4 separate regions of the Homo sapiens genome follow, and regions 1, 2 and 3 are each linked to region 4. A link is a contact called in ENCODE Hi-C or POLR2A ChIA-PET data. All regions are on one chromosome and are shown on one strand. The core of a region is the stretch at or near the end of the contact, and the rest is flanking DNA. Distances in the headings are between cores, read along the strand shown.

What was found. A loop is a pair of places that touch in the nucleus more often than their neighbours do. ChIA-PET counts read pairs that join two places held with the same protein, here RNA polymerase II (POLR2A). Pooled maps may share reads with other maps.
Region 1: a loop to region 4 is called in a map of K562, with 2.4 times the contacts of the local background. The contact joins two enhancer-like sites. A Hi-C loop is called at or near these places in 1 of 168 maps with a recorded cell type or tissue (K562) and 2 of 50 pooled maps. POLR2A ChIA-PET finds 5 or more read pairs at or near these places in 1 of 52 experiments (OCI-LY7).
Region 2: a loop to region 4 is called in a map of chondrocyte, with 2.0 times the contacts of the local background. The contact joins the promoter of LINC02884 here to the enhancer-like site in region 4. A Hi-C loop is called at or near these places in 2 of 168 maps with a recorded cell type or tissue (chondrocyte and endothelial cell of umbilical vein), 1 of 37 single-sample maps with no recorded cell type and 4 of 50 pooled maps. POLR2A ChIA-PET finds 5 or more read pairs at or near these places in 1 of 52 experiments (A673).
Region 3: a map of natural killer cell shows a loop between it and region 4 (2.9-fold over the local background). The contact joins the promoter of WNT2B here to the enhancer-like site in region 4. A Hi-C loop is called at or near these places in 1 of 168 maps with a recorded cell type or tissue (natural killer cell), 5 of 37 single-sample maps with no recorded cell type and 15 of 50 pooled maps. POLR2A ChIA-PET finds 5 or more read pairs at or near these places in 1 of 52 experiments (WTC11).

Annotation. Positions count from the first base shown.
Region 1 is chr1:113,137,221-113,144,275 of GRCh38, forward strand. No RefSeq gene overlaps it. Among named protein-coding and RNA genes, the nearest start is that of LRIG2, 68 kb to the left of the region's middle. RefSeq lists a cis regulatory region at 3,306-4,206 and an enhancer at 3,586-3,755. Within about 2 kb of position 3,756, at least 9 of the 41 ENCODE cell types and tissues checked have a DNase peak (open chromatin) inside an H3K27ac peak, as active enhancers do.
Region 2 is chr1:112,359,200-112,366,102 of GRCh38, forward strand. LINC02884 (long intergenic non-protein coding RNA 2884) reads right to left here and starts at 1,408. Exons shown (of 2, transcript NR_183466.1): 1 at 1,163-1,408. It also overlaps the pseudogene TXNP3.
Region 3 is chr1:112,507,691-112,515,021 of GRCh38, forward strand. It overlaps WNT2B (Wnt family member 2B), which reads left to right and starts at 1,275. Exons shown (of 5, transcript NM_024494.3): 1 at 1,275-1,754; 2 at 7,184-7,331. The coding sequence starts at 1,573. RefSeq lists enhancers at 543-1,086, 2,011-2,510 and silencers at 1,064-1,193, 1,204-1,313, 1,374-1,453, 1,514-1,623, 1,617-1,911.
Region 4 is chr1:112,806,189-112,813,900 of GRCh38, forward strand. No RefSeq gene overlaps it. Among named protein-coding and RNA genes, the nearest start is that of LINC01357, 40 kb to the right of the region's middle. RefSeq lists enhancers at 2,965-3,486, 3,202-3,481. Within about 2 kb of position 2,068, at least 3 of the 41 ENCODE cell types and tissues checked have a DNase peak (open chromatin) inside an H3K27ac peak, as active enhancers do.

The DNA of each region.
Region 1 (7,055 bases), core at 2,506-5,005, 330 kb after region 4:
TTTCTTAGTTCAGTGAAGGGATTTTGTAAAGATAAATCCCAATTTACAGAAATGACTGTTCATTTTGACCAGAAGTCCTTTCCTGTGTCTAATTTAAGTTCTATCTGATGTAAGACTTGTTAGTGAAATGGTTACTGAGGCTGGTGGAAGAATTGAAGAACAGCATTTCTTCTGCAGCTCTTGAATGCAGGGGTGTGGCTTTTAGAAGGTCTTTGGCTACAGAAACAAACCTGTTCTGTTTTCTTTCTCTCTCCATTAAGCCAGAACGTTTCCTTTCTCATTGCTCTTCCTACCTTTCTTCCAACCCCCAATAAAAGAGTTTGGGCAAAAGAACTAGAAACTAAACTCCCAAGTCTCCAGTTTGCCATCCATGGTGGGAGTTCCATGGCTAGGCAGGGGCTGCCAATTTACTGCAGAGACAGCTGGCTACATATATGAGGATTCCTTGTGGTAAGCCAAAGTCCTTGGGCCCTGCATTTACTATAAGGTTTTTAAAAGTGAGTGATTCAGAGCACTGCCTTTGACGGTGAACAGAGCTGGACTCCAGTCCTACCCCCACTTCTTAACCAGTTGTGGGAGTTTAAGCCAGTTTCTTAGAAGCGTTGTGCCTCGTTCCCCTTATCTGTAAAATGGAAATAGTCATGCTTACCTTATATGTTTGTTGAGATAATTAGATAAGCTGATGCATATAAAGTAATAAGCACAGTGCCCAGCACAGTGCTCAACACATTTTGGCTGCTATTAGCTATTGTTATGGGCACTCAGAATGGAGCACCCTCTTCCCACTCCCTTCTCTATCTGGGACAATTCAAGATGGGGCATGGGGAATGTTAGTAGCGAGAAGTAACCCCAGTGAGCTATTTTAGGGCTAGCCCTAGAGACTGGGATTCCTAGTTGGATTTTGCTTAGAAACAACATACAATGTTCTGAAACTATGATTAAATGAAAAGTGCAGGCCAGGCATGGTGGCTTATGCCTGTAATCCCAGCACTTTGGGAGGCCAAGGCGGGTAGATCACCTCAGGTCAGGAGTTCAAGACCAGCCTGACCAACATGGTGAAACCCCGTCTCTACTAAAAATACAAAAATTAGCCAGGCATGGTGGTTTGTGCCTGTAGTCCCAGCTACTCGGGGGACTGAGACAAAAGAATCACTTGAACCCAGGAGGTGGAGGTTGCAGTGAGCCAAGATCACACCACTTCACTCCAGCCTGGGCAACAGAGCAAGACTCCGTCTCAACAAAAAAAAAAAAAAAAGAAAGAAAACTTCATTCAGCTAGAGTCTATTGGACTTGGATTCTGAGCAGTTCTGCCCCTCACTGACTGTGTGATCCTGGGAAGTCTTGATGTCACCTGATGTCTCCCCATCACTGTCCCCATTGTGTCTTTGTTTCTTCCAATTGGTTTATGGTGGTTCTTTTTAACTTTCCCAGGAGAGGACTCCCTTTACCTGGAGAACAATAATGACAAAGTCTTGTAGGAGGTTTTATAGGGGACAAAGAGCCTGTCTGGCTTAAATGAAGAGAATGAAGTAGGAAACAGTCAAGAGAAACCTTTTTGTTTGATTGAGAAGTTTTGACCCTCCCAGAAAGTATATAGTGTTAACTGACCAACAATGAGCATCATTCCTGAATGAGGGTTGTCCTTGGCCCACTGATTCCACCTATAGTGTAGTTCCAGTGGTTGTGTAGGAATTCATGCAACAATCTATGGCAAACTGAATTACTTCTCAGATAATTTTCTTTAGGACTTAGTATGTTGGCTTCATGCCAAGGGGAATGGCAGTATTGGGAAAACTGCAGATGTTCTGGAAGCAGAGCACTTGAGTTCAAATCTTGACTACTCCTCTTACAGGCAAATTACTAAATTTCTTTTAGCCTCTGTTTCCTTCTCTGCATGACAGCAATGATAGTACTTACTTCACAAGATTACTGTGAGCACCAAGTGGAATCATTTCTGCTGGAGAGAAGGAAACACTTCAGTTTTTAGAAGTCTAACTTATTTGGGTGGATGGGTAAAGGAAATGGCAATTTCATTTCCTCTGGGCCCTTTGGCCGATCAATGGACTGAACTTTATCCTTGGGGAACAGCTGTGGCTTTTTCATAAATTCAAACATCAGTCTAATTTTCCCAAGGTTCCTCCAGGTTTACTCTAAAGGGAGCCCCTTCTTTGAATTGTTGTTGGTCTGAAGAGGGACCAGCAGCTGCTTGCCTGCAAAAATGTATTGCAGCCTCTGTGGGCATTCCCTGGACACTGCACACACTGCTATCCCCAAGCAGTCACAAACTAGGATGCTTTGATAATGAGAGTTTGAATATTTTATGTATCTTGTTTTCCAATTATACTTAAGAATTCAATAAGCTGAGTAGTGGGAAGCTGAATTACTAGACTGGCAAAGGAATGAACAGAAAAACCTAAAAAATTTAAAAAGAGGATTAAGAAAACTGTCCTTGCTCAGTTTGGGAGCCTGGCTTACTTTTCTTAGTACTCTGCTGTTCCTGATACTGTTCAAGCTGGGGCACTGAAGATCTGGAACCATGTAGCTTGGATTTTCTTCAGACCAAAATACCTCGATGCTCATTTTTTTTTCTTTTTTTTTTTTTTTTTTGAGACAGAGTCTCACTCTGATGCCCAGGCTGGAGTGCAGTGGTGCGATCTTGGCTCACTGTAGCTTCTGCCTCCCGGGTTCAAGTGATTCTCGTGCCTCACCCTCCCAAGTAGCTGGGATTACAGGCACCTGTCACCACATCCGGCTCATTTTTGTATTTTTAGTAGACAGACGGAGTTTTGCCATGTTGGCCAGGCTAGTTTTGAGCTCCTGACCTCAGGTGATCTGCCCGCTTTGGCCTACCAAAGTGCTGGGATTACAGGCGTTGAGCCACCATGCCCGGCCTTGATGCTCATTTTGAACTATCAACTTACCTTCGATGCCTTTGTAGACTCATCCAACTACTTCCCAATAAATGGTCCAGGATTAATGGGTATTCATGTTCAGTGTAGGGCATCTAATTCCAGAAATGTAAGCCAAATTAGCAAACTCTCCTAAAAAGGACATCCTATCTTCTGCTGAGCTGTCTTCCCAAGCTAGCCAACGTGTCTGAATTTGGGCATGAAAGAAGAGGAGCAGATGGGCTGGGGTCTGACATGCAGGGCAAACTGGAGGGTTTTCTTGGCATATTTGTTCTTCAAATCTAGACTTTAGAATATGTGAGAAACAGTGACATTCTCACATTGGTCCCAAGCCATGGAGGAAATCCTGCCCCATTGAGAAGTGGAGACATTTCAGCCCTTGCATATCTCATCAGCAAACCACAGGGTTGGTGAAGGGACTGATGGAGTCCTTTTAAAGGTCTTGTGCCATTTTCTTGCCTTTTTATCTTTTTGTTCAAAGATAACTCTTGTTTTGTTTTCTATCTTGAGGCAAAATTGAAAACTTGGCCTACACATTGGTTTGGGCTAGAACTGGCCTCTAGGTGGCGATTCAGTACAGAGAATGGTGGTGGCTGGCGTCACCTCGAGCCACCATTTCTCAGAGATACCATTATATAAGGGGATTCATGAGAAATCGGGCATCACAATAGAGGGACAGCTTGGCCTTTGTCACTTTTCAAGCTGGGATCCTGAAGAGGTTGGGGTGCATGGGGAGCAGCGAAAGCACCTAGTCTCAAGCAACATAACACGAGTTTAAGGCCCCCACTAGGACGGAGTCCAGAGTAGTCTGGCAACGGTTGCAAGGTTTGGACTTGGCCTGCTAGGAGAGTGAGCCCTGAGCTTCAGGCTTGGTTCCCTCACTCCTGTGAGGCCTCACTCAGGCTCACAGCCCCTGATGGAGCACTCAGCTTGGCGGCTGCCTGCCCGAGGTCTCCAGAAAAGGCAGCCAGCTCCTAGTTGAAGTCCTCCCACTTTACTTCCCCTTCCTTCCCCCTGCCACTCCCTCTCTTCTCCTTCACCCCTCCTTCCCTTCTGCCTCCCGTTCCCTCTGCTTCCTCCTTCTTCCCCCTCTTCCCCACCTCCTCACACACCCCATTCTCACCTTCTGCTATTTACAAAGCCCTTTCCCCTGTATGATCTCATTTGCTGCTCACAGACTCCTAGGGAAGAGGGACAGGTTGAGCCCTCCCTCACTCCCTGGCACACTTTGAGGACACAGTGCGGAAGTGCTTATAAAGATCCCGTTATCTGACTGTCACCACCAGCAAATAGTGAGTACCTTAGGGCAACTATTGAATTCAAATTAGTGCATGTTGCTTGGCATGGAGGAGGTCTCAAAATTATTTACTGAATGAATAAATATTTATAGTTGCAAAGAACTGAATCAAGGGACAGTAGGTGGTAGAGTCCATTCTAGAAGTTAGGCTTCATACTTGTAGGACCTACGACATTGCTGCACTAGGTACTAAATATGTCACCATTTTCTAGTAAAAAATACAGTATGTAAGTGCATAAAGGGACCCATGCAGAACTGTTTGCATATCTGGCTCTCAACCACATGAAACTACTCTGGCACCAGTCTGCTGTCTGTCAGGGGACACTAGGAGCTGTGGGTGGATCTAGGGGAGCAGCTGGCCTTTCTGAGGCCTTCCTTAAAGTATGGGATAGACACTGGGCCCCTCAGCTATCAAAACCCTTCTGTCTTTAGCTGATCTAACATATTGAGATAAAAAGCACCACCCAGTTATTACTCATCCCACTCCATTCCAATCCATGAATCAGCACTTTTTGTTTTTTGCTTAAATGTACATATTTCAGGCAGTTTAGGACTCTGCGATGAGACTATATAGGTTCAAATCCTAGCTCTACCACTTCCTAGCTGTTGAGGCTTGGGTAGGTCATTTAACCTCTTTGTGCCTCTATTTCTCATCTTTTAAATGATAAGAGTATTTAACTCATAACATTACTGTGGGGATTTAGAGAGTTAATATATAGAAAACAATGAGAACAATGCCTGGCAATAAGTCAGAGCTAGGAAGTGTTCACCCAATCTCTCGTTACGGTTTCCTGGGTTTGAGAATTGGTTTGTGTTCAACTGATGGAGGCACTTCATGATTTTGTAGAATTCCCTGGAATGCTCTCATTTTAGCTGTGAGGTTTCAACATTTTCCCACTCAGTTACAGCTTTCTTGAGGCCTAAAGAAGACAGGAAGCAACTTGAAGTGTATTTTTCTGCTAATGAGGGCTGTGGCATTTGTTTCATATACAGCATCCCCAGGTGGCTCCAGACAGAATTCAAGGGCTTTTTTCTCTACGGCAGTGCTTACCACTTAACACACAGTAGGTATTAAATAAATGCTTGTGCCAGAAAGAGAGGAAGGAAGATGCAGTACAGAGGAAAACATTAATTAGTACATAGTAGTTTACACGGACAAGGTCCCAATGGGGTATACACTTGTTCCCTAAGATCTACTGACTAAGCATGAACATCACCAAGGAAATGCGATCAACTCAGAGGAGAAGGAGGGGGAGGAGAAGAGAGAAGAAACTGGAGCAGCCTGTTACCTGACCGAAGATATCAGGCTTTCCATTGCAAATGGTTCCATCAGCTCAGGCCAAGTGGAAAACCTTGCCGCTGCTCTGGGACATCCAAGGCATCTCCAATTGCTGTCTGCCCCAGAGTTTCATCCTTCCAGGGGTAGTTTGTCACTTGTTTTGTAGCCTCTATGGTACTCTTTCTTATGGCTAAAGACCAGCTAGCTCACCAGACATTTCTGTGGGTTTTGGCAGGAAATAGAGATGGGAGGCAGACAATGCTCTAGGGCGGTTCTTAGGAGAAACTTTTCTGACCTTGGCAGTCTTACTCCAATTTTCATGCCAAATTAGACTAATAATAGATCCTCACCCACAACCCAAATCCTCTAGCCTGAAAGGCTTAGAGTAGACAGAATGCAACTAGAAACTACTCTATGTTCTATAAGGGAGTTGAAACAGAGCTTTTCTAGTGAACACATTAGCTAATCAACTAGGTCACTGATGGTAAGGACTGTCTCAACTGCATGCCAACTCTGATTGATGGATAAAGCCTGCCTGGGGAATTGTATTGAGTTGGATTCTGAGTCTCCATCATCACATCTAGGCCCCAGAGGCAAGTGCTGTAATTCACCAACAATGTCTGTCACAGGTGCAGGAATAGGGAGTAGCCCCAGGAGGCATAGATACATACCTGCTCCAGGAGGCTATTTGGAGTTAGGAAAACAAAGATGGTTGAATGGTCAACTATGCTCATTTAATTAAATCATGATAGACCTTGAGCAATTCAACTCTTGAGGAAAATGTGGTATCAGCTCAGGAAAGAAGAAAAAGAAGGAGTAAGAGTGGTGATAGTGGAGTGTTCCCGTTCCATAGCTCTGTAGAGCCTTCTCAGTATTTAAAAACAGTCAGATTGGACTGGGCACAATGGCTCACGCCTGTAATCCCAGCACTTTGGGAGGCCAAGGCAGGCGGATCACCTGAGGTCAGGAGTTCGAGACCATCCTGGCCAACATGGCAAAACCCCATCTCTACTAAAAATACAAAAATTAGCTTGGCATGGTGGCAGGCACCTGTAATCCCAACAACTCGGGAAGCTGAGGCAGGAGAATTGCTTGAACTTGGGAGGGGGAGGTTACAGTAAGCTGAGATGCAGCCTGGGTGACAGAGCGAGACTCCATCTCAAAATAAATAAATAAATAAATAAATAAATAAATAAATAAATAAATAAATAAAATAAATAAAATAAAATCAGATTGAGAGGTAGCAGGTATGACAACATTAGATAGTTATTTTGAGTTGCAGTTCAAGACCTGGGAAGCTCTTGAAATAGATAGTTAAGCCGCTGGCAACCAGAAGGAAGGGCAGAGAGAGTGTTTCCCAAACTGAGTACCGTGAATCACTTAGTATCCATGAGATGTTTGTAAATATTTTGCCATGAAACATAGGCAGTGGTGGGGAGGGGACTTCCATGGTTATTCAAGTTTGGGAAACCTGTCAAAAAAATTCAGCAAAGTAAATTGTAGCCCAAGGAGGCTCTTGGCCTGAGGGAGTTATGGAAGAGAAATGTAATAAGCTAAGAAAGCAAAAGTG
Region 2 (6,903 bases), core at 158-2,657, 450 kb before region 4:
CCTTGCCATCCTGGAAGCCTAGGACTGCAGCCCAGTGCCCTTGTTGTTCACCTACCCCACTGTGGGAAGGAAAAGCAGGATGCCTGATGAACTTACTTTGAGGGCTGGGACTGCACTTGAATGTAGAGACTGGTATCCATCTGAGTCTGGGAGATTCTGAAAGCAAGAGGCCCACTACAGTAGCCCATCCGGCAGGGCTCGAAGGACCCTGGGGCAGCATGACTGGGAAGAAGATGGGGGCAGCTCTCCCTTCCCAGGTCTGTGGGGCCCTTGAAGGATTATGGGAGAGGATTCCTGCAGGCCCTGTGGCTCTGCATGGAGATGCACGGAAGTCAGTGGAAGGGCAGGAGCTGAGGGTTTGCCCAGGTACCCATGGCCAAGTCAACAAAGGGTCGTTGGGCACCTGTACCACTGTTGAGGCTAAAGAGAGGTGCATCTGTGTGAGGGAAGGAGGGGGAAAGGGTGGTGTTCAGTGATGGAGGAGGGTGGGGTGAGATCTTCAGCATCTAACAGAGCCACAAAGAACAGGAAGGGGAAAAGGACACTCCTGTAAAGAGGTCTCTTACTCTCCATCCCTCCTCTCTGCCCAAATACAGATGCTGAGGCCTCAAAGAGGGAGGAGGTGAGGCATCTTCAAGCCAGGCCCTACTTCCCCTCCACTGCTCCAAACAACCAGGACCCAACTCTCACTTGTGCTGGAGGGAAGGGGAGAGAAGAGCTCTGAATCGAGTTTGCAATGAAAGTTTTAAAAATATAAGAGGCTGAGTCTTAATTACTGGAATGAGACTGTTATAGTAACCGAAAGTGGCTGAAAAGTTATGGAACCAGACCAAGATGTCGTTAAGGGAGCGGCTCCTCAGCAGGAAAGAGAGATCTGGCACAGCACAGCCAGGGCAGTTACTGGAAGAAATAAAATCTTTTCATGTTTATACCCCAACGAGTTGAGACTCCCCAGTGAATCAGGCACACAGGAAGTACCTGGGCCTTGGACACCAGTGTCCCTGTGGTCAGAGTACCCCATGAAGGATGATGTCACGCGGAGCACAACCTCCTCTTCCCATTCAGGTGCTGTCTCACCTCCCAGGGCAAGAGAAGCAGGAGGAATTTGTCCTCCAGCTTTAATGAGGCACTTAGAAAGAGGAACAGGATGGTTTCTTCTTACCGGAATCCTCGATGGAATGCAGGCGCAGGCAGCTGAAAGAGATGGTGCAATTTGCATACTTCTGGTGGATTCCAGGAAGCATCAGCCCCATTTCACCCTAACAGCCAGTGGACTCTGCCTGGGAGGGCCAACAGCCAAAGAGAGCTTTCAGTCTCCAGGCTGAGAAAGTCAGGAGAGGAACAAGTCAGGGGACACCACCAGCCCTGGGACAGCGTGGCAGCATATCCAGAAGATCAGGAAACTGCCGCAGAGGCTTGGTCCCCTACTGGAAATTGAAAGAAAATGAAGTTTAGAAAGAGCAGGGTGGGAACTGGTTTGCAGAACAGAATGTTCCCTTGGCTTATTTTCATCTGGGGGAAAGGGAAGAACTAATACTTATTGAATGCCTGTGCTGTATCAGGCACTATGTTCATTCTTGTCTTATTTAATCCTCCCACAACCCTGTAAGGAAAGCATTTTCTCCATTTTACAGATGAAAAAACTGAGGCAGAGTGGTTGCCTAAGGTCACATGTTGTTGGAATTTGAACTTCATGTTTGTCTGTGTGGTAGACAGACACAGAGATGCCATGCTTACATTGCCCCTTCAATAAAGGACTCACTCCCCTGCTACCAAGAATGTTGGTTTTATTTGCCCCCAGCAATTAGTTCCTTCAAGGACCACCTGAGTTTTTAAGCCACAGTCACTCTCTTCTTAAGGCAGCCCCTAGCCAATGGCTGAGCAAGGTGGTAGTACAAAGGCCCATCCCTCTTCTACCAATGCGGAACTCCTCTAACAAGCAATTTTTGCTCAGAGCACCCTGTTAGACTGGCAGAGGCTTTGTCAAGTCTGCATCAGAAGCCAAGAGCTCCTCCTGGCCAAACTGCTTCCTCCCTTTTCCACTCACAGGTGATCCTCCCCTTTGCACTTCTACCTCTGTTGCAGCATCTAGTTCCAGAGAACCCAGTGGAGACTCCTAACAGCCTGACTGCAAAGCTTTCCCTTTTTCTGACACTTTATCTTCATTTTCACTTGTCCTTAGGTAACATTGCTGCAGTGCAGAGAGTGAGCTCCTTCTTGGTAGCAGGGGCTTCACCCCTTCCAGAAGAAAGCTACTGAAGGTTTAGTGATTAAGGCAGTTTCCAAAGAGTTAGTTATCCTTGATGATTATGTGCTCAATGCTCAAAGGCAGTTGCTAACATTCAGACTTTGAGGTCTAAAGTCCAAGTAAAGAGTCTACCCCCACCTTCTCCCTCTCCCTGACGTCAATTCCACCCCCTTAAATTGCTACAACATGGAATTAAGATATATAGTTTTATTATTTGTTGTGCTTAATGGAAAAGCTTTAGGATTTCTGAGTTTAATTTAAAAAGCAGATGGTCATAAGCAACAAAAGAAACAAATATATAAATTGGACTTCATCAAAACTAAAAATTTTGTGCTTCAAAGTACACTATCAAGAAAGTGAAAAAATAAGCCAGCACCCATAATCCCAGCTACTCAGGAGGCTGAGGCAGAAGGATCACTTGAGCCCAGGAGTTCAAGGCCAGCCTAGGCAACACAGAAAGACCCCATCTCTAAAATAATAATAATAACAAAGAAAGTAAAAAGACAAGCCAATTAAATAAGGGCAAAGAATTTGAATAAACATTTTTTCAAATAAAATATACACATAGCCAACGTGCACATGAAAAGTTGTTCAACATCATCAGTCATTAGGGTAATGCAAATCAAAACCAGAATGACACATCACTTTATATCCACTAGCATGGCTATAATTTTTTAAATGGACAATAACAAGTGTTGAAAAGAATGTGGAGAAATCGGAACTCTCATGCATTGTTGGTAAAACTGTAAAACAGTATGGCTGCCTTGGGAAACAGTTTGGCAATTCCTCAAAAAGTTAAATAAAGAGTTACCATATGACCCAACAATTCCACTCCTAGGTATATATCCAAGAAAATTGAAAACTTGTGTCCACATAAAAACTCATACTCAAATGTTCATAGAAGCATCATTCATAATTTCCAAAAAGTAGAAAGAACCCAAATGTTCATCAATTGATGAATGGATAAACCAAATGAAGTATATCCACACAATGGAATATTATTCAGCCACAAAGAATGAAGTACTGATACATGCCACAACATGGATGAACCTTGAAAACATTATGCTAAATAAAGAAGTCAGATATTAAAGCCCACATATTGTATGATACCTCTTATGTTAAATTTGCCAGAATAGGCAAATCCATAGAAACAGAAAGTAGACTAGTGGTTGCCTGGGGCTGGGAGGAGGGAAAAATGGAGAGTGACCGCTTAATGGGTATAAGGTTTATTTTAGGGTGGAATTAGATAGTGATGATGGTTTCACGACTTTGTGAATATAATAAAAATCACTGAAATGTGCAACTTTAAAGGGTAAATTTTATGATATGTGAGTTATATCTCAATAAAAACATTTTTAAGCTGCTGAGTTGAATATTTTACATTTCCCTAAGGAGACAAAACCACTTCAATTAAGGTGGCTTATTAAGTGACTTTTGACTGATTTCCTCCCCCCCACGTCCATGGTCTTTGATAATATTAAACTGCCTATCTTTGGTCTAAGAGGCTCATATTTCAGATACTTCAGGACAGAGACGAGATTAACTAAAGTCACTGAAGCTTTCGTTTAGGGGAGAAAAGAACACAGCTAGTTGTGACCCAGTGAAAAGCCAGATGTGGCATTAAGGACAATCAGGAGAACAGATCAGTCAACCAGAAAACAGAAATACTAGTCTGTCCTTCCTGTTAGAAAATGAGTTCAACATCAGGGCTTAGAGGACAATCCAAAAGACAAAGGTCCTCTGGCCAAAGCTTGGTCCAGCACTTTGGATCCATTTCCATCGGTTCTTACAGTCAGTCATCAGACCCCAACAGTCAAAGTGGTGAAGCAGAAGAGCAAGTTTGCTTTTCAGGAAGGCTCGGATGCTACAAGAATAAACTTGTAGTTGACTTCTCAGCCACATGATGTGGGCCTTGCAAAATGATCAAGCCCTTCTTTCATTCCCTTGCTGAAAAGTATTCCAGCGTGGTGTTCCTCAAGGCAGATGTGGATGATTGTCAGGGTAGGATGTTTGCTTCAGAGTATGAAGAAATGCATGCCATCTTCCAGTTTTTTAAAAAGGAATGAAAGGTGGGTGGGCTCCAGTTTTTGGAGCTAATAAGGAAAAACTTGAAGCCACCATTAATAAATTGGTCTAATCATGTTGTCTGAAAACATAATGAGCCATTGGCTATTTAAAACTTGTAGTTTTTTTATTTACCAAAAAAATGAAGTATGGAGACTGTATACCCAGCTGCCATCTGATTATAAATGACAAACAAATATTAATTCTACCCTCTAAAACAAAAAAAAGTTATCTGGCCTTATAGGAATAATTCTATCCTGATCTGAGGCCAGTGCCTAGTCCAAGTTGTGAAACTAGATTAAACCACAAACCTCAAGAAAGGATCCAAGACTACGAAGCATCACGTCTTCATAATGAACAACTGATATGGCTCATTAAGTTTATGAAATGGTCATGTCTTCTTTAAAAAAAAAAGAACTAATGACCCACACATATATATACAACTGATTTTTGACAAAATTGCAAAGGCAACTCAGTGGAGAAAGGATAACTTTTCAACAAATGGTGCTGAAATTATTGGATATCTTATCAAAAATAAAAATAAGAAGTCTCTCTGAGCATGCTCTGGCTTAAGAGGCTGGCCAAAGATAAAAAGATTAAATTAAATTAAAAATAAATAAAAATAAACTTCAATCCACACATTTTACTACATACAAAAATTAATTCAAAATAGATCATAGATCTAAATGTAAAACCTAAAACTATAAAACTTCTTAAAAAATAGAAGAAAAATTTGTGTGAACTTGAGTTTCAGGTAAAAATTTCTCAGCTAAGGCACCAAAAATACAATCCATAAAAGAAAAAAATGATAAATTGGACTTCATCAAAATTAAAAATTTTACTCTTTGAAAGACACTGCTAAAAGAATGAAAAGACAAGCCACACACTTGAAAAGACTCTTTGCAGAAGACGTTTCTGATAAAGGTCTTATGTCCAGAAAATATAACAAACTCTAAAAATCCAACAAAAGAAAGCAACCGATTTTTCAAATGAGCTAAAGGTTTGAACTGACACTTCAACAAAGAAGATAGTTGGAAAGTAAGAACATGAAAAGAGGTTCAATATAATTAGTCATTAAGGAAATGCAAATTCAAACCATAATGAGGCACCATACAGACCTATTGGAATGGCTAAAATTTTTTAAATGGCCATACAACTGTTGGCAAAAATGTGAAACAGGTGGAACTTTCATGGTACAACCACTCTGGAAGACAGTTTGGTAGTTTCTTTAAAAGTTAAACACATACGAAACATATTCCAAGGTATTTACCCAAAAGAAAAGATAGCGTAAGTTCAGAAAAGATTTGTATAAGATTCATCATAGCAACTTTATTTGTAATAGCCAAAAAATAGAAACAACCCATTTGCCCATTCATTGTAAAATGGAGAAACAAATTGTGGTGTATCTATACAGTGGAGTATTATTCAGCAATTAAAAAAATGAACTATTGATATGCAGAAAAATGTGAATGAGTCTGTAATTATGCTAAGTGAAAGACTCTTGAAAAAAGGAGTACATATTATATGATTCCATTTATATAAAATTTTTAGAAATACAAACAAATGTATAGTGACCGAAAGCATATCAGTGGTTGCCTGAGGCTGGGGGAAAGGGGCAAAGTGGGTAGGAAAGACAGATGGCAAAGGGATACAAAGAAACTCCAGAGGATGATGAGTATGTTCACTGTCTTGATTTTGGAGACGATTCTGGGGATGTGTTTTAAACTCATGAAATGGTAAACTTTATGTGTAGTTTACTGTATGTCAGTTACACCTCAATAAAGCTAGAGAGACAGAAAAAAAAAGAAAGAGACAGAGAGAGAGAATTCATGAGTAAATATACAATGTATCATTAGGCCGGTCACAGTGGCTCACACCTGTAATCCCAGCACTTTGGGAGGCCGAGGTAGGTGGATCATCTGAGGTCAGGAGTTCAAGACCATCCTGGCCAACATGGTGAAACCCCATCTCTACTAAAATACAAAAAAATTAGCAGGGCGTGATGGCAAGTGCCTATAATTCCAGCTACTCGGGAGGCTGAGGCAGGAGAATCGCTTGAACCCCGGAAGGCTAAAGAGCGAAACTCCATCTCAAAAAAAAAGAAAAAGGGCCGGGGGTGGTGGCTCACGCCTGTAATCCCAGCACGTTGGGAGGCCGAGGAGGGTGGATCACGAGGTCAGGAGATCGAGACCATCCTGGCTAACACGGTGAAACCCCGTCTCTACTAAAAATACAAAACATTAGTTGGGCGTGGTGGCGGACGCCTGTAGTCCCAGCTACTTGGAAGGCTGAGGCCGGAGAATGGCGTGAACCCGGGAGGCGGAGCTTGCAGTGAGCCGAGATCCCGCCACTGCACTCCAGCCTGGGCGACAGAACAAGACTCCGTCTCAAAAAAAAAAAAAAAAAAAAGTGTCATTATAATATCCTACAAAATGGAAAAAATGTGACAGAGACTGCTGCTCAGATTCTGTCCCACCCAAAAGACGGTGTTTCAGGATAGAATGATCCCAGAAAGTCCAGTTGGCTGACACTTCCCCAGATCTTTTATACAAACTTTTCCTTTACTAGAACACCTTTCTCTCACCTTATTG
Region 3 (7,331 bases), core at 25-2,524, 300 kb before region 4:
GACAGTGAATTTGGAGTTGGGGGCATCGGCAGTTACTAGTAAGTTGTTTACCCCAGGACTTTAAAATCATATGAGGAGGCAGGAAAGACACCTGCGAGGTGGGAGAAACTGAGGCTGAAGAAGCGACTGGAGCCAGATCCCAGGTGAACTCTGAACTCTCGAAGTTAAGCCCAGGATTTTAAAAAGAATTTTACTTCTGACGGAGGGCCACAGTGCCCGCAGGGCCCGTACCTGCTATCCTGGGAGGTTTGAGGGTTGGGGTGGTGGGGAGAGGAGAGTCTCTTTCGGCAGACTGCACCTCCCCACCCCTTCCCTATTTACCACGCCCCCAGGCGCTGTGCGGGCGGAGGGAGGGTGAAGGAGCAGTGGGGAGGAGGCAGGGCGAGAAGACGAAGGAGGGAAAAAGCTCCAGGGCTTCCACTCTCTCGGCAGGACCCCCACCCTGGCCTCTGGTGCGGGAAAACCTCCCAGCTGTTTCTGATTCTTTCATACTCTCAGCCCCGCCCGAGAGGGTGGAGGACCGAGGCACAGAGGGGGAGCGGGGAGAGACTGAGCTCCGCTGAGCCCAGGAGTAAGGGGCGGGGAGTCCGCAGGTGCCCCCTTAGCGTCGGCAGTCGATTCCCGGTCCGTAAAGAAAAGCACCCGGGCCGGGCAGGCCGGGCAAGCAGGAGCCAGGTCTAAACGTGATGCATTGGGGGTGGGGGGTGCAGTGGCTCAGAAGAAGCAGGGGCGATGAGCTCTAGCTGAAAGCATCCCCTGCTAGAAGCCGACTGCCCACGGCGCTCCTGTAGGCAGTGTTGAAAAGGTAGTTAAGACCTCCAACTCCCGGTGGCAGGGACTCTACCCATTTCACAGAAGCGCAAGGATGGAGGAAATGAGTGCATCCTCCGTGCTCAGCGCCGGTGTCACTGTAGGTTGGGGACAGGAGGGAAGTGCCCGCATCCCCTTCCCGCTCCGCCAGCCTGGCCGTCACCCATAGAAGTGGGGCTGCTGAGTGAAGGGCGCTAGGACCCGGTGGCGCGGTGTCGGCAGGGACTGGGCGCTTGGGGCGCAGGAGGGAGCCGCGGCGTCCCGTCGCAGCGTGCGGGAGCAGGTGGGGGTGCAGCGCGGTGGCGCGCGGGAGCCCCGAGGGGCGGAGGCGGCTGCTACACCTAGGGCGTCGCGGAGCGCCCCGGGCTTGGCGCGGGCGGAGCCGCCCTAAGGGCCGCGCGTGTCCCCGGCCTCGGCCCCGCCCCGTCCCGTCCAATGAGAGCCCGCGGCCGAAGGGGCTGTCCGCACACTAGGCCCGCAGCTCCCTTCAGCGCCGCAGACCCCCTGACACCGCACCCGGTCCTCAGGCAGCGCGCCCCAGACCCCGGGTTCGGCACGCCGTCGTCGGCTTCCGGACATCGCAACTTGCGCCCCTCTCGGGGATCCTCCTCCCGGGCTCTGGACCCCAGGTGATCCTAGGTCCCCAGCCGCCGGCGAACACCATGGCCCCCCAGGGGGGTGAGGTAGGAGCAGCCTGAGTACCCCCAGAAGGTGCCCCGTCCACGCCCCTCCGGGCTGCGCGGCGGGAGTCTTCGGGGAGCTATGCTGAGACCGGGTGGTGCGGAGGAAGCTGCGCAGCTCCCGCTTCGGCGCGCCAGCGCCCCGGTCCCTGTGCCGTCGCCCGCGGCCCCCGACGGCTCCCGGGCTTCGGCCCGCCTAGGTCTTGCCTGCCTTCTGCTCCTGCTGCTGCTGACGCTGCCGGCCCGCGTAGACACGTCCTGGTGGTAAGTGTGGCTCTCAGGCTGGGCGGGTGAGGCGCTTGGTAGGAGAGGCCGGAGGCGCCTGGAGGGACTGGCTGCTCACGGGACCAGGCTGTTGCTTCGACGGGTTGGAGACGATTCGGGCAGGACTGTCACTGAAATCTGAAGTCGCGGGGTGGCGGGAGGGTGAGGCGCCGCGTCTTACACGACTGGTGAGAAAGGCGCTGGGCATTCGGAGCAAGGATGCCCGGTGGTCGCGGCTCCTTAGGCCTCCACGTGCTGTACCCCCTCTATTTCAGCTCAAGCCCCTTAGGGCAGAAGCTACCTTCCGAGTTTCCCTCAGGGTGAGTTCAAGGAACGAATAACCTTCCAGGGCCCGCAATAGCTTCGCCAGGGCCCCAATCGCCTAAGGTCGCCCTCTGAGAGGTGGAGAAAGGGGCAGCTCGCTAGTCTAGCCCACCCATACCACAGGAAGGCTTTGGTGAGGCAGCAGCACCCAGCCGAGGCTTAGAAATGGAATCGAGGCAAAATTTACCCCATTAACTCCCACAATTAAAACAAACAAAACGCATGGGTTTGCATTATCTAGGCATTTGTCTTCAGCCACCGTTTTGAGGATGTCACTTAGGAAACTTTGCCTCCCTCCCTTCTTCCTATTCTTTCCCATCTCCCATTTCTCCCCTCCAAGAGCCAGAGGGCTGCGGAGTCCCAAGATACTAAGAGACCCCCTCCCCAGATTTCTTGCAGGCCCTAGACTCCAGACACTTCACAAGAGGGCAGATGAGGCAAAAAGGCATTACAGATCCACTGGATGTCTCGTGTCTGTTCTTTTTAGAATCCTCCCTGCCCCCTACTCCTTGGATGGCACTCATCACCTTCCCGTAGGAGAAGGAGCTGCTTTCCCTTCTTCCCCACCATGGGGAGAGGGCAAAGCAGGGAGAGTTGAACCTAGAAAAGACTCAGTCTTTCCTCTTCACCCCACAATCAAACTGGCCTCTTGGACTAGGCTATTGCCCCTCTCCACCAGGCAGTGCCTCCCGTCCTTTCCTTACTCCGTTCTTCTTCCCGTGCAAGCCCCCCTCCCCGAAATGTGGTCTCTTCTCTCCTTGCACCCTGTGGCTTTTCTCCTCTTGACTTGGAATCTTGGCTGAAGGGTGAGGGGTAGCTGGCCGAGGGGCCCGCCAGCTTGGGCTGCAGATTCCTATCATTTCAAGATGCCGTCTCTCCTTATCCCAACCCCCACCCCCTGTTTTCCTGTTTCAGAAAAATCTCTTTTGAATTTTTTTTTTTTAAATCTCTGCAGTGTTGGGGAAGGCAAGGAGGGGGGGTTCTGGTTGGGGGAACAGAGAGGCCTATATCTTACATCTGGCTTGAAACATTCTTTTAGAAAGGGAAAGGGGAGAAGGGGGATGAGGAGAAAAACCTTTCAAAGTTCTGAGTGAGATCAAAGCTACCTTTTGCCTTCATGAGCTTGGTCTGGCTGGGGACTTGGCATCTTCAGGGTCTTTGTTGAGACAACATGAAGTAACCGCTGCCCATCTTTATCTGGCTCAGACAGCAGTTTGCTTTTTGGGACTCTTGATTGCTTCTTACCAGTTTGGGATATAGTCTTGGGGACCAATTGGTGTTTGGGTGAGGAAGTGTCACTCTGGTAATTTCAGCATCCTGGCAGTGGTTCCTAAAGACCCAAATGGGGGTCTTCCTAGTTCCCATTTTGTACTCTTGACTACTCCCTCTCCCTTTTCCTTTCTCCCTCTACTACCCTCCCCTGATGTGGTTCATATTAAAGATTCTGGAAAAATTCCTGGGTGAAAGAGCTAGGGAGGGAGGGAGGGAGGGAGGTGACACAGAGTGACTTAGCAGCCCCTGTGAAAAGGAGGAAGGCTGCAACAGGGCCAGGTTGGGAAGTGGGTACAGAGGTTGTTTCAGCCTCCTTGCTCCACACCTGTCATAGCTACAGGCCCAGATGCCTGCCTCAGTGATCACCACTTGTGGGATAAGGTGAAAAGCTACCTTCTAAGGGCAGGCTAAGCCCCCAAGCCTTTCTCTTAGGAAAAAACCAGCAAGATTGATGTTCTGTACAACCCGTGGAAGAGAAATGCCTGTTGACTCTGGTGTGTCCATGTTCCACTCTGGAGCAGAAGGCCATCATTTTCACCAGTTAATATTTGGATTTTTCTCATAGCTTGAGATTCTTCCCCTTACTCTCTAACCACTGCCCTCCCTCTATCTATCCTAAACAGACCAAGAAATAGGGAGCTTCCGGCATGTGCTTTCCTGTTTCATTTTGCATTCTGTAGGGGGTTGGATGTAGGGAATCACAAGAACAGGATTGTATTCATAGGCTCACAAAGGGAGAGAAACACAAAGTGGTATCATATTGTTAGCACTACTTTTACCAACAGCAGTTGCTTTTAATAAGCCCTTACTGAGCTTCAGGCACTATGGCCAAACACCTTATGAGCATGATCTTTGTCAATCTGAAATAATCCAGTGAGATGGGTTCTATTATCATCCTTATTTCACAAATGAAAGTGAGGGATGCTGTGGCATTAAGAGCAGATTCATGGAGGCTAATAGTGTTATCTCTGTGTTCAAAGTTCTATATGTGCTGGGCTGAATCATGTACACTAGGGGCTGTACACGAAAGGAGGAAAGAAAAAAAAAAAGCAGATCCCTGGCCCGTTTGTGTCTTTAACATACAAACATAAAACATCTGCAGATAGGCTGGCAACTGTTGACAAGTAAAGCTGTAATGGAAATGGGAGTTAATGGCTGGCTAGAGGGAGAAGGGAGTTGGGGATAAATCAGAACAGTTAGGTGTTTATTCAACAAATAGTGATTGCATACCTACTATGTGCCAGGCACTGTTCTCAGTACTGGGGATATTGAATTGAACAAAACCGACAAAAATCCCTGCCTTTGTGGAGTGGTGCATCCAAACCATGTGAGGATCATGGTGAAATGCAGATTCTGTTACGGTAGGCCTTGGGTGGGGCCTGAATGTCTGCATTTCTAACGAATCCCCACATGATACAGATACTGCTGTTCTGGGGACCACACTTTGAGTAGCAAGGGGCTAGAGTAGTGTATGCCTCACTTTGTCAAATGAAGGGATGTGAATTGGCCAAAAGCAGGTGAAGAGAAGCATTCTGGGGCAGGAAGCTGGGAAGGAAGTGAAGAACTTCCAGAAGGGAAAAACAAAGCTAGAGTCAGGGCATCTAACACTCTACCAGACCGTGAGGTGGGAGATGCCTTAAATATCTTTGTGTCCCTGACATCTGAGCTCAGTGCTTGGCACATGGTAGACATTTTGCAGGCATGTGTTGAACTGAGAGGAAGATGTGGTTAGCCTCAGGCTCAGCTTTATTGGAGGCTCCCTACACTAACTACAAGGGGCTGACTACTGGAGAGCAAGCAAGCGCCATGCTCTGTGGAGTCTTGAAGCCATTACTTAGTGGAGTAAGGGTGGTAATAGAGACATTTAATTATCTTCCCATCTTAGATACTGAACAGATGTTCCCACACTCAGTGAGGATGTAATAAAAAGGACCTATGTGGGCTGCAGCAGAATGGATTTAAGTCAGACCACAAGAAGGACTTGTTGCCCGAGTTTGGCCTGCCCCACTCCAGACTGTCTCACGAGGGCTGGGTTATTGGTCTCTCATTCCCATCCAACCCTCCTCACCCAAGCCCCATTAAAAAAAAACAAAAAAACACACCCATTGCCTAGAGCAGTACTTGGGCTGAACTAGGGAAGCTGAACGGTGGTGAGACAGGGACAAGCTCCAACTCCAACGGTCTTGATTCTCCAAACAAAGCACCACAGCAGTGGGTGTAACTCTGGGCTGTGCGTCAGGCAGCCTTTCCGGCCTGGCCCTGTCTGGGGTGTTTATTTTGTTTGTTCCTGGAAGCTGTTGCCCTGATGGACAGTGCTGGGGATGCTGATTCCATGGGATTTGTTAGGGGAGGGCCAGCCCTCTCACCCCTTCCCCGGGACAGATGGGCCCCATCAGCCCTGCTGAGTTCCCGAAGAGGCAAGCATCAGCCCTCCTTGTGTTTGTTTGAGTTGGTGTCACCAGTGGTGATCCAGTCTGTGGGTGAGGGCCGGCTGTGGGAATGCAGGGGGGTGGTGGGGGGGGACACAGAGCCCAGGGCAGTCTAGCTTTTCCCCTCCCCACACCAGCTGCCCTCCCTTCTCCTCACCCACTTCTAGGCCCATTTTGGGGCCGTTCCCAAACCACAGGCTCATTCATAGCTCAAACCAAGTCTTTTCTGTCTGCAGTAACAATTGCTCTCCATGGCCCCACCTGTTCAAAACAGGGGAGGGAGGGCAGCCCTTTGATGCGTTCTGGACAGGAGAATAAAAAGTTCCCAGCAAATCAAGGAAGGTGCTATGGGGTTAAAGGGAGAGAAAGAGAATGACAAGTGGAGCTGGGCTGTTGAGCTGGAGGAAGTGGGTGAATGGGTCAGATCTCATTTGGTGGCCTCTTGGGGAAGAAGGGTGATATACTCCTGTTTTCTCTCTGAAATATTCTTCCTGAGGCTTGTGGTGGGATCCAGGGTTAAAACTGAGTGAAGAGAAAATATTGCCTTGAGAAACAATAATGACTCTGGCAACCCACCTATTCTTTAGTAGCCCATCTCAATTGACCTTCTTTTAATTGTTCATATTGGACAGACTGGAGACTGCAGTGTGGGGAGAGTCATCCTCTTACTTATCTTGGCCTTTGGCTTCCCACTGCAGACAGCCCTTGCAGGTCCATCCAGGTTGGGGAAGATGGTTTTAAAAGGTTCATTAGTTAAGAAAGGCCCTGGGGCCTGGAAATAAAGGGTTTGAGGAGGAGAGTAGAGGGTGGGGTCTTCCTCCCCGGACCTCACGATTGGGAATGAGGATTTTTTTTAGCTACACGGGTCTGACTAGAGCTGTAAACGTTACTCAGATTGCTCACTATGTCTCTTCCCACGAGCCCCTCCCTGTCACCACCCCCCTGCTGTCAAACCATATCTTCGTGGACCAGCCATGCGGGACATCCCTCTTAATGGGAGCATAAGAGTGTTGTCTCAGACCCTTATTTTGTTAGTTTATGTTTCCATGAAGCTCTTAATGTTTATTAAATAAACAGACAATGAGTTTGTGTGACATGCCCACAGCTTCTGTGTATGTGACACATGCCTAGCCTGTGTTCTGGGAGTGTATGTCACTTTGGCCTTTGGCTGGGGAACTGGTGATGGTGGGAGGCCACTCAATTACTCTCTCTGCAACTGTATAACTATTAATACTTCTTCAGAACTGTGGGAAATGGTTCTACTCATCAGCTTTATGGAATGTGGGTTAGGGAGAGGGGACAGAATCTCTTCAAGGTCTGGATGCTAAACGTACCCCTTCCTTATTCCCTCCCAATGCAGAAAAAGGTCTGGGATGTTCTGACAGGGCCATCTCTGCCTTGCAGGTACATTGGGGCACTGGGGGCACGAGTGATCTGTGACAATATCCCTGGTTTGGTGAGCCGGCAGCGGCAGCTGTGCCAGCGTTACCCAGACATCATGCGTTCAGTGGGCGAGGGTGCCCGAGAATGGATCCGAGAGTGTCAGCACCAA
Region 4 (7,712 bases), core at 818-3,317:
CAGAAGCAGCCGGGTGCAAAAGTGTTCCTGTCTAAGTGAGCCTTCCTCAGGAGGGGCCAGCTGAATACTTCCCTGGGGAACAAAAGCACCTGTGGCTGAACTGCACTGGCATCATGGGTGTGAGGGCCCTCCCACTGCCAGCCTCTGTGCCTTCCTCTCCCAGGCCCCTGGGTTCACCTCCTGGCCACACAAGCCTCAGGGAGAGGATACGGATTAACAGTGTTTGTACAAATTGCAGGGACAAGGGAACATTTCCCCTTCGTCCTTTGAAGTTTTGCTGAAAATCACTGACAAGAGGCAGATTAGTGAGAGAAAAAGTAGACAAACAGATTTAATGTGTACATGGCAGACTTCAGAATAAAGACCCAAAAGATACAGAGGAAATTGTCCATTTTTATGCTGAGGTTCAACAAAGTATGGACAGCTATGTAGAAATGTGACTGGACAGGCTGGGCACGGTGGCTCACACCTGTAATCCCAGCACTTTGGGAGGCCAGGTTGGTGGATCACCTGAGGTCGGGAGTTCAAGACTGGGCCTGACCAACATGGAGAAACCCCGTCTCTACTAAAAATACAAAATTAGCTGGGCATGGTGGCACATGCCTGCAATCCCAGCTACTCCAGAGGCTGAGGCAGGAGAATCCCTTGAACCCGGGAGGCGGAGGTGGCAGTGAGCCGAGATTGCGCCATTGCACTCCAGCCTGGGAAACAAGAGCTAAACTCCATCTCAAAAAAAAAAAAAAAAAAAAAAAAGCCAGGCATGGTAGCTCATTCCTGTAAGCCCAGCACTTTGGGAGGCCAAGGCAGGCGGATCACCTGAGGTCAGGAGTTCGAGACCAGCCTGACCAACATGGAGAAACCCCATCTCTACTGAAAATACAACATTAGCCGGGTGTGGTGGTACATGCCTGTAATCCCAGCTACTCAGGAGGCTGAGACAGGAGACTTGCTTGAACCCAGGAGGCGGAGGTTGCAGTGAGCCGAGACTGCACTATTGCACTCCAGCCTGGGCAATGAGTGAAACTCTGTCTCAGGAAAAAAAAAAAAAAAAAGTATGATTGGACAAAAAGAGTACGATCTAACGCTAACAGACTGAGTGGGGAATCCCAGCAGGGCCGGTCTGTCTAGATTCTTCTTGGCCTCTCAGAGCACGCATTCCTGCATTCCTTCCTTCTGAATGTGGGGCAGGACCCTCTCTGGAATGGGGGTCTTATAACCCATAGTCAAACAAGGCAGGTCAGGTAATTTCTTTATGACCAGTTTTTACACAGAAAGGCAGAGGCAAAGTTAGATTAATGATTTTTGGTTTTATGGCTGGCTTTGGGGAAAAGGTGCTGGTTTCAATGACTTGGTGGGGAAGAGGGATTCTATGGCTAGCCTTGGGGAGAAAAGGATTGAGAGACAAGAGAATGGATAAATAAAGAATGCTGAGGTCACCCAGAAAGAAGAAAGGCAAGAAGCAGCTACCAGAGTTGGGGAATAAGAGGGAAGCATTTTATAGAAGCTTGGAGAGTGAATGAGGGTGCCCTGAGCAAGTGGGGCTCAGACCCCTGACTCATGGAGCCAATCAATTCTATAAAGATCCAAATGCAAAACTAACAACAAATGTTGTTTCGACATATGTACCGATGTGGCAAAATTTTTAAAAAGCAAGGGAACGATAAACACAAATTTAAATGGCAATTACCTCTTCCACAGGGAGGCAGAGGGGTGGAGGAAAAGGCACATATAGGACGATGCAAGTTATATGATTTCTAGTTCTCGTGAGTGATGGGCTCATGGGTGTTGATCGTATTTTGTTTTATAAGTAACATTTAAAAATATGTTTTGTGGTATCTCCTTTCTGAAAAGGACCCCAATGTTTCCTCCCTCCTAGAATTCATATTCCCTCTCACATCGTACCAGGGTTGGCCTGTGTCAGCAATAGAATATGGCAGAGGTGATAGTATGTCACTTCCAAAATTAGGTTCTAAAAGACACCATGGCTTCTATTTTGGTTTCTCTTGCCTGCTGTCTCTTGGCATATTCGCTCTGGGGCAAGCCAGCTGCTATGTTCCTAGCAGCCTACCGGGAGGGCCCAGTGGCAAGAAATTAAGTCTGCCAAGGACAGCTGTGTGAGTGATCTTGGAAGTGAATCCTTCCCAGCCTTCAGATGACTGCAGTCCTGACCAACATCTTTTTGTTTGTTTGTTTGTTTGTTTGTTTGTTTGTTTGTTTGTTTTGAGATGGAGTTTCGCTGTTGTTGCCCAGGCTGGAGTGCAATGGCGTGATCTCGGCTCACTGCAAACTCTGCCTCCTGGGTTCAAGTGATTCTCCTGCCTCAGCCTCCCGAGTAGCTGGGATTACAGGCATGCACCACCACGCCTGACTAATTTTGTATTTTTAGTAGAGACGGGGTTTCTCCATGTTGGTCAGGCTGGTCTTGAACTCCCAACCTCAGGTGATCCGCCCGCCTCAGACTCCAAAGTGCTGGGATTACAGGTGTGAGCCACCACGCCCGGCCCTGACCAACATCTTGACTGAAACTCACGAGACACTGAGCCACAACCTTCCAACTAAGCTGTTCCTGGATTTCTGACCCTAGGAAACTGTGTGAGGTAATAGATGTTTGCTATTTTAAGTCAAGACATTTTGGGGATAATTTGATACATAAGATTAAATAATTAATACATAATTATTTGATATGCATAGAATATTGAACTTTAAAATATGAGTGGGGGTCTAGGGTGTGGTGGCTTAACACCTGTAATCCCAGCACTTTGGGAGGCCGAGGTGAGAAGATTGCTTGAGGCTAGGAACTTGAGACCAGCCTGGGCAACATAGCGAGACTCTAACTCTACAAAAAAAATTTAAAAATTTTAAGATATTAGCCTGGCATGCTGGTGCACACCTGTAGTCCCAGCTACTCAGGAGACTGAAGTGGAGGATTGCTTGAGCCCAGGAGTTCCAGGCTACAGAGAGCTATGATTGTACCACTGTATTCCAGCCTGGGTCACAGAGAGACTATGTCTCAATCAATCAATCAATAATGAAAACAGTGAGAGGTAAAAGAAAAAAGAGAATCTAGGTTTGAGGGAGGCCAGCTGGAAGTAATATGAGTGGTGCCCTGACATGCAGGGAGTGGGCAGCCTGGAGGAGGGATGAGTGGGTGCCCAAAGGGAGCCGGGATCCTGCCAAGAGACTGCAGGGCCTCTCTGCCCACACGAGGGCGCCCCACATTGCCGTATCTGGGCTAGGGGATGGGAAATGAAGACCAAGAAAAGGCCTTCTGGGGAGGGAATGTCCTGTGTGCCCACACACTGGCCCCTCTCTCCAGGTTTCTTGAAGGTCAGCGTGAGGTCCCTCTGGCAACTGGAGACAGAGCCGGTTTTCAAGCCCTGAGAATGCATGCCTCTGCAAGTCAAGGCTGTCTCCTCTGCAGGGTAGCATGTGTTATGGTTGATTGTGAGTGGTGGCAGTGAGGGTGTGAGTGGGTAACTGTCAGGCCTCTGAGCCCAAGCTAAGCCATCATATCCCCTGTGACCTGCACTTACACTTCCAGATGGCCAGTTCCTGCCTTAACTGATCACATTCCACCACAAAAGAAGTGAAAATGGCCTGTTCCTGCCTTTGCTGATGACATTACCTTGTGAAATTCCTTCTCCTGGCTCATCCTGGCTCAAAAGCTCCCCTGCTGAGCACCTTGTGACCCCCCCGCCCCTGCCCACCAGAGAACAACCCCCTTTGACTGTAATTTTCCTTTACCTACCCAAATCCTATAAAACAGCCCCACCCCTATCTCCCTTCGCTGACTCTCCTTTCGGACTCAGCCCACCTGCACCCAGGTGAAATAAACAGCCTTGTTGCTCACACAAATCCTGTTTGGTGGTCTCTTCACACGGACGTGAGTGAAATTTTGGTGCCGTGACTCGGATTGGGGGACCTCCCTTGGGAGATCAATCCCCTGTCCTCCTGCTCTTTGCTCCGTGAGAAAGATCCACCTACGACCTCGGGTCCTCAGACCGATCAACCCAAGGAACATCTCACCAATTTTAAATTGGGTAAGCGGCCTCTCTTTACTCTCTTCTCCAACCTCTCACTGTCCCTCAATCTCTTTCTCCTTTCAATCTTGGCGCCACCCTTCAATCTCTCCCTTCTCTTAATTTCAATTCCTTTCATTTTCTGATAGAGACAAAGGAGACACATTTTATCTGTGGACCCAAAACTCTGGCGCCGGTCACGGACTCGGGAAGGCAGCCTTCCCTTGGTGTTTAATCACTGCAGGGACACCTCTCTGATTATTCACCCACATTTCACTGGTGTCTGATCACCGTGGGGACGCCTGCCTTGGTCATTCACCCACATTCCCTTGGTGGCAAGTCAGTTGCGGGGACTCCTGCTTTGGCTGCTCCCCCATGTTGCAGCCCAGGGCTGCTCCCCACCTCCCTTCTCTGTGTCTTTACCCTTCTCTTTAAACTTACCTCCTTCACCATGGGCAACCTTCCGCCCTCCATTCCCCCTTCTTCTCCCTTAGCCTGTGTTCTCAAGAACTTAAAACCTCTTCAACTCTCGCCTGACCTAAAACTTAAACGCCTTATTTTCTTCTGCAACACTGCTTGGCCCCAATACAAACTCGAAAATGGTTCTAAATGTCCAGAAAATGGCACTTTTGATTTCTCCATCCTACGAGACCTAGATAATTTTTGTCAAAAAATGGGCAAATGGTCTGAAGTGCCTGACGTCCAGGCATTCTTTTACACATTGTTCTCTCCCTAGTCTCTGTTCCCAATGCGACTCATCCGAAATCCTCCTTCTTTCCCTCTCGCCTGTGCTCTCAGTCCCAACTCCAAGCGTCGCCGAGTCTTTCTTTCTTTTCTACAGACCCATCTGACCTCTCCCCTCCTCCCCAGGCTGCTCCTCACCAGGCTGAGCTAGGTCCCAATTCTTCTTTAGCCTCTGCTCCCCCACCCTATAATCCTTTTATCACCTCCCCTCCTCACACCCGGTCCGGCTTACAGTTTCGTTCCTCGACTAGACCTCCCCCACCTGCCCAGCAATTTCCTCATAAAAAGTTGGCTGGAGCTAAAGGCATAGTCAAGGTTAATAATGCTCCTTTTTCTTTATCCGATCTATCCCAAATCAGTTAGCGTTTAGGCTCTTTTTCATCGAATATAAAAACCCAGCTCAGTTCATGGCTCGCTTGGCAGCAACCCTGAGATGCTTTACAGCCCTAGACCCTGAAAGGTCAAAAGGCCGTCTTATTCTCAAAATACATTTTATTACCCAATCCACTCCCGGCATTAAATAAAACTCCAAAAATTAAATTCCAGCCCTCAAACCCCACGACAGGACTTAATTAACCTCGCCTTCAAGGTGTGTAATAATAGAGTAAAGGCAGCTAAGTAGCAATGTATTTCTGAGTTGCAATTCCTTGCCTCCACTGTGAGACAAACCCCAGCCACATCTCCAGCACACAAGAACTCCAAACGCCCGAACGGCAGCTGCCAGGGGTTCCTCCAGAACCTCCTCCCCCAGGAGCTTGCTACAAGTGCCGGAAATCTGGCCACTCGGCCAAGGAAAGCCCACAGCCCGGAATTCCTCCTAAGCTGTGTCCCATCTGTGCGGGACCCCACTGGAAATTGGACTGTCCAACTTGCCCGGCAGCCACTCCCAGAGCCCCTGGAACTCTGGCCCAAGGCTCTCTGACTCCTTCCCAGATCTTCTCGGCTTAGCGGCTGAAGACTGACGCTGACCGATCACCTCAGAAGCCTACAGGATGATCACAGAAGCTTTAGGTAACTCTCATAGTGGAGGATGGACTTAAGAAGTCCGTCCCCTTCTTAATCAATACGGAGGCTACCCACTCCATATTACCTTCTTTTCAAGGGCCTGTTTCCCTTGACTCCATAACTGTTGTGGGTATTGAATGCCAGGCTTCTAAACATCTTAAAACTCCCCAACTCTGGTGCCAACTTAGACAATATTATTTTAAGCACTTCTTTTTAGTTATCCTCACCTGCCCAGTTCCCTTATTAGGTTGAGACATTTTAACTAAATTACCTGCTTCCCTGACTATTCCTGGGCTACAGCCACACCTCATTGCCGCCTTTTCCCCCAGTTCAAAGCCTCCTTCACATCCTCCCCTTGTATCTCCCCACCTCAATCCATAGGTATAAGACACCTTTACTCCCTCCTTGGTGACCGATTACGCACCCCTTACCATCCCATTAAAACCTAATCACCCTTACCCCACTCAATGCCAATATCCGATCCCACAGCCCACTTTAAAAAGATTAAAGCCTGTTATCACTTGCCTGTTACGGCACGGCCTTTTAAACTCTCCTTACAATTACCCCATTTTACCTGTCCAAAAACTGGACAAGTCTTACAGGTTAGTTCAGGGTCTACGCCTTATCAACCAAATTGTTTTGCCTATCCACCCCGTGGTGCCAAACCCATATACTCTCCTATCCTCAATACCTCCCTCCACAACCCATTATTCTGTTCCAGATCTCAAACATGCTTTCTTTACTATTCCTTTGCACCCTTCATCCCAGCCTCTCTTTGCTTTCACTTGGACTGACCCTGACACCCATCAGACTCAGCAAATTACCTGGGCTGTACTGCCTCAAGGCTTCACAGAGAGCACCCCCCCCCCATTACTTCAGTCAAGCCCAAATTTCTTCCCCATCTGTTACCTATCTCGGCATAATTCTCACAAAAACACATGTGTTCTCCCTGCTGATCGTGTCCGACTAATCTCCCAAATCTCAATCCCTTCTACAAAACAACTCCTTTCCTTGCTAGGCATGGTTAGTGCAGTCAGAATTCTTACACAAGAGCCGGGACCGTGCCCTGTAGCTTTCTGTCCAAACAACTTGACCTTACTGTTTTACCCTAGCCCTCATGTCTGCGTGCAGCGGCTGCCACTGCTTTAATACTTTTAGAGGCCGTAAAAATCACATACTATGCTCAATTCACTCTCTACAGTTCTCATAACTTCCAAAATCTATTTTCTTCCTCACACCTGATGGGTATACTTTCTGCTCCCTGGCTTCTTCAGCTGTACTCACTCTTTGTTGAGTCTCCCACAATTACCATTGTTCCTGGCCCGGACTTAATCTGGCTTCCCACATTATTCCTGATATTACGCCTGACCCCCATGACTGTATCACTCTGATCCACCTGACATTCACCCCATTTCCCCATATTTCCTTCTTTCCTGTTCCTCACCCTGATCACGCTTGGTTTATTGATGGCAGTTCCACCAGGCCTAATCGCCACTCACCAGCAAAGGCAGGCTATGCTGTAGTACAAGCCGCTAGCCCGCCTCTCAGAACCTCTCATTTCCTTTCCATCATGGAAATCTATCCTCAAGGAAATCACTTCTCAGTGTTCCAGCTGCTATTCTACTACTCCTCAGGGATTATTCAGGACCCCCGCCCCTGCCCCCCGCTTCCCTACACATCAAGCTTGGGGATTTGCCCTCTCCCAGGACTGGCAAATTGACTTTACTCACATGCTCCGAGTCAGGAAACTAAAATACCTCTTGGTCTGGGTAGACACTTTCACTGGATGGGTAGAGGCCTTTCCCACAGGGTCTGAGAAGGTCACCACAGTCATTTCTTCTCTTCTGTCAGACATAATTCCTCGGTTTAGCCTTCCCACCTCTATACAGTCTGATAATGGACAGGCCTTTATTAGTCAAATCACCCAAGCAGTTTCTCAGGCTC